Regions from separate parts of the Homo sapiens genome. Here region 1 is linked to region 2. A link is a contact called in ENCODE Hi-C or POLR2A ChIA-PET data. All regions are on one chromosome and are shown on one strand. Each heading gives the region's core, a stretch centred on a gene start or an enhancer-like site at or near the end of the contact. The rest is flanking DNA. Distances are from core to core; before and after follow the strand shown. Region 1 holds the start of SCN8A (sodium voltage-gated channel alpha subunit 8). Region 2 overlaps SLC4A8 (solute carrier family 4 member 8).

Region 1 (4,276 bases), core at 338-2,837, 110 kb before region 2:
CCAGCCCTAACACACTGCTACCTCTCTCTAAAGGCTCTCCAGGTTCAAACTTGGGAAAACAGTTATAAAAAGCACTCTCCCCCTTTACCCCCATGGCCCCCACCCACACTTCCTGCTTCCATCCCTGACTCTCTGGTGCCCACTGTGCATAAAAAGCAGTTTTCCTTGTGTGGCAGAGCTTGCTCCATGCTAATTATTTCTCCCTCCCCCTGACTTTAGCCAGATGCAATCCAAAGTTTCTTCTACCCTCCCCCCAAACAGATGACATCCATTTATTATGAACGCTGATGCAGAACCTTGGAATCTCCGGACATAAAATGTATTCCCTCATGCTTCAAAAACTGCAGTGTAAGTGAGGAAGAGGGCATAGGGTGGAGTAGTCGGATGGAATGCATGGTTTGAAGAATCCTATTTATCGGGCTGAAAAATGGTTCCCATTCCATCCCAACTCGAAGCTGGGGCCCCTGAAAGGGTCTGACAGTCCTGGCTAACCCCTGGAAAGTTAGCCAAGTCTCCACCGGTGGTTGTTGCTGGCAATGGAGGGGATGGAGCTGAGCTCTCAGGAGAAACTGCAGAGGCTTTGCGGTGCCCCAAGGTACCAAGTGAGAACTAGAGAGGAGGGTCCAAGCCCACGGAGCTGGGCAAACAGTCCTGTACCCCAACGCTAACAAGAAGCCAAGGGTGCTGCTGCTGATGGTAAGGTGGGGGAGGGAGAGGAGAGGAACAAGCTCTGCATCGGGTGGCGTGGGGGTGGGGGGTGGGGGTGGGGGTGGGATGGGGGAAGGGGATATTCTCAAAGTGATGTGCTTCCAAATGCAGGAATCCTCGCCTGCCGAGGAAGGTCCCGGGAGCCCCCATCACAACTCCAGAGCACCCTGTTGGGAGGGGGACGAACGCATCCGAGTAAAGGACAGAGGGAGTCGGGAGTGCTGGCTGCGGGAAGAACCCAGGAGCCCTTGGCTTCTGCAGTTTTTAGCAGTGTGAAGCCGGCTGAGGGAGAAGGATGCAGTAAGACATGGGGGAGGGGGAGGGCTGAGGGGCTGCTGTAGGAAGATCCCGACAGCGCTGCCCTTCCCAGTGCAAGCCGGCTAGGGGCCCCAACTCTGCCCGGCACTGAGGGAGGGATGGAGGGCTGCACCGCGGAAGGGGCACCAAGGACGGGCCGTGTCCCTCACTGTAGCCGAGACGGAGAAAGCAGGGTGTCCGGGGTGGGGACTGGTGGTCCTCAGTTCTCTTAAGAGACCCCCGGTACACACAGTAGAAGGAAGCAAGAGTTCCAAACACCTGTCCAAAACAAGGAGAGCAGAGCCCCAGCTCCACGGCCCCTGGAGCCCCGCCGCGCACTCTGCGGCAAAGCCCCTGACTGGAGATGGGCGAGCCCCGCTCAAGGGTCCCGAGGCGAGAAGGGAAACCCGGAGGGCAGGAAGCAGCGCTAGGGCGGGGGCTCTGGGGCGACTTACGGCAGCGGCGGCGGCGAGGGAGGCAGCGGCGGCCCTAACGCGGGGCCCGGGAGGCGCGGCCGGACTGCAAAGGCGCCGAGGATGCGGCGGGCGGGACTGCGGTGGGCGCCATCTTGGAGCGCTCCCCGCGCCCGCCCCCCGCACCGCCCGAGTCCTTGCATAATTGATGACTCGCGCCCGCCGCGCGCCACCGCGCGCGCGCCCCTACTGCCGGGCCCCCCGCCCGCCCCGCCCCCGCGCCTACCCCTCCGCGCGCGCCCCCTGCCCGGGCCGGCCCCGGCCCGCAAGCGCCGCTGCCACCGCCCCCGCCCCCTCCCTGCGCTTCGCGCCCGCCCGCCCGCGCCCCCGCGGCCCACCTACCCCTGCAGGGCGCGCCCGCTCGCCCGCTCGCCTGCAGCGCGCCGCCCGCCCGCAGGCTCTCAGACTCGCGTCTCCGCGCCGCCGGGAGCGGATCAGGGGCAAGAGGGAACAGGGCGCCGGCAGGGGGCGCCGCGCGGGAGCGCCAGCGAGCGTCCCCGGGCCCGCCTCCACTACGCCCCCGCCGAGCCGCCGGGAGGGGCCGCGGGCTGAGGACCGGGACCCGCCGCGAGACGCTGGCTGGCTGCTCGCCAGCGCCGGGCGGCGAGACCCGAAAGCTGTCGTGGTGACCCGCGTGCTCTGTGGCCCGCGTCAGTGCCAAGTCTTACCTTTCTCCTGCCCCCCAACAGTGCCGCGCTCAGTGAAGTTTCTGACATCCAAAAGCGCAGGGAACTCAATTTACAGGATCTTGGGCCCACTGAAAAAACGAGAAGTCAATCAGCGGCAGGTGGAGGCTCGTGTTTCAGCCCACAGGGACCTGCTGCCAGGAGCGGGGAGGCGCTGCCTCCCTGACAGCCCCCAGGCCACCTCAGTCTTTCCGATCCTCAGTCTGTCCATCTGTAAAGTAGGCATGAGCATTTCGACCGCTCACTCCACCCTCGCGAGGATCTAGGTAATGAGTGCCAGAGCTCTTGGCACTTTACTGTGTCTCTCCTCTACTTAATATTTTCCTACCACCAATCACAAGAGGGAAAAAGGGTGTAACAACCTCTCCAAACCTCAGTGTTCTCGTCTGTAAAAGGAAACAGTCACAGTAGCAACCTTATAAACTTCTTGTTTGTACTAACGGGGAGCATGCACTTCACACATTGCTAACACAGCCAGGCACATGGTATGCTTATCACATAATGTGCCCTCTACAATACATTTAAAATTAGCTTTACTGGGGTATATTTGCGTGTGTTTAGATTGTACAATTTTGAGTTATGTGTGCACTCATGAAACCATCACCACCAAGGTAATGAACACACCCATCACCTCCAAAAATTTCTCCGTGTGCTTCTTTGTAATCACTCCCTGCATCGCTCGCCCCCACACACCCTCTCCAGGCAACCACTGATCTTCTTTCTATTACTGTACATTGGTTTGCATTTTCCGGAATTTTAAATAAATGGAATCATACAGTACAAACTCTCTTTTTTGTATGGCTTCTTCCACTCGGCATAATCGTTTTGAGATTATTCAGTCGTTGCCTATCAAGAGTTCTTTTTTACTGCTTAGTAGTATTCTTTATGGGGATACACCACAATGTGTTTATCCAGTCACCTGTTGATGACATTTAGGTTATTTCCAATGTTTGTCCGTTACGAACAAAGCTGTTATGAGCTTTCGTGTGCAGGTCTTTGTATGGATATATATGCTTTCGTTTCTCGTGGGTATAAATATCTAGGAATGGAATAACTGAGTCCTGTCTTAGGTGTATATTTAACATATTAAGAAAGGGCCAAACTGCCTTCCAAAGTGGTTGTGCCTTTCCATTCCTACTAGCAGCACATGAATTTCAGTTGTTCTACATCCTCACCAACATTTGGAGTGATCAGTCTTTTTAATTTTAGCCATTTGAATAGATGTGTAGTTTTATCTCGCTGTGGGTCTGTCGTCCATTTCACTAGTGACTAAAGATGTTGAACATCTTTTCATGGACTTGTCATCTGTAAATCCTCCTGGCGAAGTGTCTCTTCAAGTCTTTAGCCTATTTAAAAATTGGTGGGGTTTTTTCTTGTTAATTGAGTTTTACGAGTTGTTTATATATCCTGGCTGGGCTCAGTGACGCATGCCTGGTGTCCCAGCTACTCTGGACACTGAGCAGGAATAATTGCTTAAACCTAGGATTTCAAGTCCAGCATGGACAACACAGGAGACTCTGATTCTAAAATTTTTTTAAAAAAATTAAAGAGTTGTTTATATATTGTGGATACAAATCTTCTGTCAGACATGTGATTGGCAAATATTGTTTCCCAGTTTAGGCTTATCTTTTTATTCTTTTTACTCTCTTAACAGTGTTTTTCCAAAAGCAGAGGTTCTTCAGCCAGTTGTCCTGGTGCACACTTGTAGTCCCAGCTACTCGGGAGGCTCGGGCAAGAGGATCTCCTGAGGCCAGAAGTTGGAGGCTATAATGTGTTATAATTGGGCCTGTGAATAGCTGCTGCACTCAAGCCTGGCCAACATAGCCAGAACCTGTCTCTTAAAAAAAAAAAAATTAGACCTTCTTAATTTTTATGAAGTTCAGTTTATTATTTTTTCTTCTATGAATCATGCTTTTAATGTCATGTCTAATAAGTTTTTGCCCAACACAAGGCCCCAAATATTTTATCCTATGTTTCCTTCTGGAAATTTTATAGTTCTAGAGTTTACATTTAGGTTTATAATCCATTTTGAATTGATTTTTGTATGTGGTATGAAATGTAGTTTGAAGTTCTTTTGTTGTTTTGTTGCATAGATATATAGTTGTCCCCATA
Region 2 (4,149 bases), core at 1,134-3,633:
AGCCAAAAACCTCAGCAGCAGCATCAACTCCACTTCTCCCTCATACCCAATAGCCAGTCTATTTGCAAGTCCTATTGGCTCTCCCTTCAGAACATATCCCGAGTCTGATCACTTCTTACCACCGCCACTGCTCCCACCCAGATCCAAGTCACCACCAGCTCCTGTTCAGGTAATGGTAGCAGCCTCCTAACTTGCTTCTGCCTTTGCCCTGCAGTGTTTTTTAAATGCAGTCACTGGAGTAATTATTTGAAACATAAGTTGGGTCATGTCACTCCTCTATCAAAACCCTGAAATGGCTTCTGGTCAAAAGGCCTTCTTGGCCTATGAGGGCCACACAATTGGCATCATCACATCTCCCACCCCAGCTCTTATTGCTCTCCTGCTTGCCCACTCTGCTCCAAACACACAGACTGCGTTGCTGTTTCCTTAAACATGCCAAGCTCACTCCCACCTCGGGGTATTTGTACTTGTTCATGCCTCTACCTAACATGCCTTTCCTCCAGGTAACCTCTTGGGCAGCTCCCTCACGTCTTTTAGGTTCAACTCAAATATCACCTTCTCTTTGAGCTCTTCTCTGATGATACCACTTAAAATTGGCCACCTCCCTCCACCCCAGCACTTCCTGTACTTCTTTACTGCTTTATTTTCCTCCATGGCACATATCTCTATTTTGTTGGAGATTCCCATCCAATTTAGGATCCATCATAAAAGGACTGCCTCACTTTATAGTGTGGCTTTAATAAAATACAGTACCTGGCAAATGACCCGTGCCTGCCTTAATCTAAGCTTCCAAAAGAGTGAGAGCAAAACATATCTTAGCCACACGTAATATCACCGGTACCTTAGCCTGACTTCACTTTGCTTTGAAGCCCAAGGTTTCCAGTTCCTCCTCCATGGTTTTGTTAGTTCTTCTCTGAATGCAATATAAATTCTCTGAGTATCCACTGCCTCCCCATCCCCAACATGAAGCCCACTTGACCATCCTGGGGCCCAGTGGCCCTTTTCTCCTCTGAACTCCTACGGCACGTACATCCCAGGGGACATCCAACTGTTTACTACTTTGCATATAGCATCTGATTGTTTCATGTGTTTTTCCTTCCTATCTGATGACAGATACTATCTTTTAAGTTTCTGTTGCACCTCCCTAGCACTTAACCCAGGCCTGAGCAAGTAGTCAGTACAGAACAGCCACTTGTTAACTATTTGTCCTAGCAGGAAACAAAGACCCAGAACTTACTTAATATGTACCTCCCGTGACTGCCATGTAGGCTCACTGAAGTCTAAGAATGTGTTCTAGTCATATATGGGTGTACACTAAATATCTAATTAACTGAGTCCTCCCATTTATGTACCCTGTATTGAAAATGTGCCTGGCTGATAAAAAAGGATGAGTTCATGTCCTTTGTAGGGACATGAATGAAGCTGGAAACCATCATTCTGAGCAAACTATCACAAGGACAGAAAACCAAACACCGCATGTTCTCACTCATAGGTGGGAACTGAACAATGAGAACACTTGGACACAGGATGGGGAACATCACACACCGGGGCCTGTTGTGGGGTGGGGGGAGCAGGGAGGGATAACATTAGGAGATATACCTAATGTAAATGATGAGGTAATGGGTGCAGCACACCAACATGGCACATGTATACATATGTAACAAACCTGCACATTGTGCACATGTACCCTAGAACTTAAAGTATAATTAAAAAAAAAAGAATCCCTGTTAAAATTTTCGCATTATACTTCCAAACCTTGAAAATTATTTTATTTTGAGAACAAAATATCACTTGAACTTGGATGTAAAAAGTAACCTGGCAAGATGCCAAATAATGGCAAAAAAAATGCCATTTATTTAGAGCAAATTTCATTGCTTTACATCTTCTAAAATATGAACAGGAAGTATGCTGAATAAATGTTTTGAATAATGTTTTCCAGATGTGATACAACCATTTAATAAACCACTACTGACTTAAAAAAAAAAAGAGAAAAGAAAAAAAGAAAAAGAAAATGTGTCTGGCTGAAACCTCACTTACAGGAAAAACCACCATTTCCTCCTGATTTGAGCTCCCTTTCTTTTCTTTTTCTTTCTTTTTTTTTTTTGTGTGTGAGAATAGCTTTTATTTTAAAACACTTGAAGCAATAACTCATCTATCTCTCTTTCCATCACAGGCAAATATTCTCCCCCCAAATTTGATGTAGTTTAAACAACAACTGTGACTAGTGCAAAACGAAACAAATACAATCTCTTTCAGGAGGCAGCATCAAAACCTACTGGGCTGGTGGGTACCGGCAACAGGCTCAGCCTCCACCAAGGCCGAGAGAAGCAGCACACTGAGGGAAGCAAGACTTGTGTGGTATCTCACCCAGCTTTGGACAGACTCAACAATACCTGGGGTGGGGGGAACCACAAAAGAATGATGCCTAAAATGAGACAAATATGCTTGGCTCCCTCATGTGGCTAATATCCTGATGCTAGAAAAATAAGTGCAAAGATAGCAGCTCCCAGGCAAAGCTGAGGGAAGACAGTTTGGGGCTCATTTGCTTTTGTTTTTTACTTGGGGTCTTACATATACATTGGTTTTCAGGCAGAAAAATTTTCTGCTTTCTGGGAGGTGTTCTGTGCCACATAGTGCTCCTGACTCCAGCAAAAATATTTGTGTTGTTTCTGTCTATTTGGATGCTTCACTGAATTACCTTTTCTACCTATGGTATTTCACTGCCTACCCCAAACCATGTAAGTGTAGAGTAGCATGTCCAATAGAATTACATTAGCCAGGCCAGGCACGGTGGCTCACGCCTGTAATCCCAGCACTTTGGGAGGCTGACGTGGGTGGATCACTTGAGGTCAGGAATTCGAGACCAGCCTGGCCAACACGGTGAAACTCTGTCACTACTAAAAATAGAAAAATTAGCTAGACATGGTGGTGCACACTTGTAATCCCGGCTACACAGGAGGCTGAGGCAGGAGAATCACTTGAACCCAAGGAGGTGGAGGTTGGAGTGAGCCGAGATTGTGCCACTGTACTCAGCCTGGGCGACAGAGTGAGACTCTGTCTCAAAAAACAAAGAAGTACGTTACCCCTATGTCTAATTTTAAATTTTTTAGTAGCCACATAAAAAATATAAAAATAAGTGAAATAATTATATTTATCAAATTATTATTTTATTTAATCGATATATCTAAAATATTGTCATTTCAGTATGTAATCAATATAAAATATTGATGAAACGTTTTATATTCTTTTCTGGTACCAATCCTTCAAGATCTGGTATATATTTTATGTGTACAGTACAGTCTCAATTTGGCAAGCCAAATTTCAAGTGGCCATTTGCCACATGTAGCTATTGACTATCCACATTAAATACTGCAAATCTACAGAATCTTATGCAAACTCTTTCAGAGTGATTTACTGAGTGGGAAATCTCTGTGACACTGTGCAGGTCATCTTATATACCAACTTAAGAGTAGAGAACTTTGTTTTTTTTGGTTTTGTTTTGTTTTTGAGCAGGTGTCACTCTGTTGCCCAGGCTGGAGTGCGGTAACATCATCACAGCTCACTACAGCTTTGACCTCCCTGGCCTCAAGTGATCCTTCCACCTCAGCCTTCCTGAGTAGCTGGGACTACTATCACACACCACCACGCCTGGCTAATTTTTTTTTTTTATATATACTTTGTAGAGATAGGGTTTTGCCATGTTGCCCAGGCTGGTCTCAAATTCCTGGGCTCAAGCGATCTGCCCGCCTCAACTTCCCAAAGTGCTGGGATTACAGGCCTGAGCCACTGTGCTTGGCCCAGAACCTTGTTTCATAACCTAGGATTTTTTACCTAAAGTAAAGGATAGAATCACAGTTTTATCTACTCCCATCCCCTAGTCCTGCCCCTGCCCCCTGCTGTCTCCCCACAGAAGGCCTGTACTGATGTGATTTAGCAACAATGATACCTACAAGGTGAAAAAGACATCATTTCTGTGATAGCTTCGTCAGCACTTGCTTGGGGATCATAACTCTAGCTGAATTAAGATTTTAAAATATTCTATAAACGTTACAGATTTAGCTGAAGGTGGTTCAGAGGCTTTTCTAGGAGGGTGTTTTAAATAGATTTGTTTTTGAGGGGGATGGTAGCAAAGTTGCTCATGGACTGGAA

What was found. A loop is a pair of places that touch in the nucleus more often than their neighbours do. ChIA-PET counts read pairs that join two places held with the same protein, here RNA polymerase II (POLR2A). Pooled maps may share reads with other maps.
Region 1: a pooled map shows a loop between it and region 2 (7-fold over the local background). The contact joins the promoter of SCN8A here to the enhancer-like site in region 2. A Hi-C loop is called at or near these places in 6 of 50 pooled maps. POLR2A ChIA-PET finds 5 or more read pairs at or near these places in 2 of 52 experiments (H1 and WTC11).

The regions. Positions count from the first base shown.
Region 1 is chr12:51,588,544-51,592,819 of GRCh38, reverse strand. It overlaps SCN8A (sodium voltage-gated channel alpha subunit 8), which reads right to left and starts at 1,587. Exons shown (of 27, transcript NM_001330260.2): 1 at 1,461-1,587. RefSeq lists a silencer at 1,835-2,084.
Region 2 is chr12:51,481,310-51,485,458 of GRCh38, reverse strand. All of the region lies in intron 16 of SLC4A8 (solute carrier family 4 member 8), which reads right to left. Among named protein-coding and RNA genes, the nearest start is that of SLC4A8-AS1, 58 kb to the right of the region's middle. Within about 2 kb of position 2,383, at least 3 of the 41 ENCODE cell types and tissues checked have a DNase peak (open chromatin) inside an H3K27ac peak, as active enhancers do.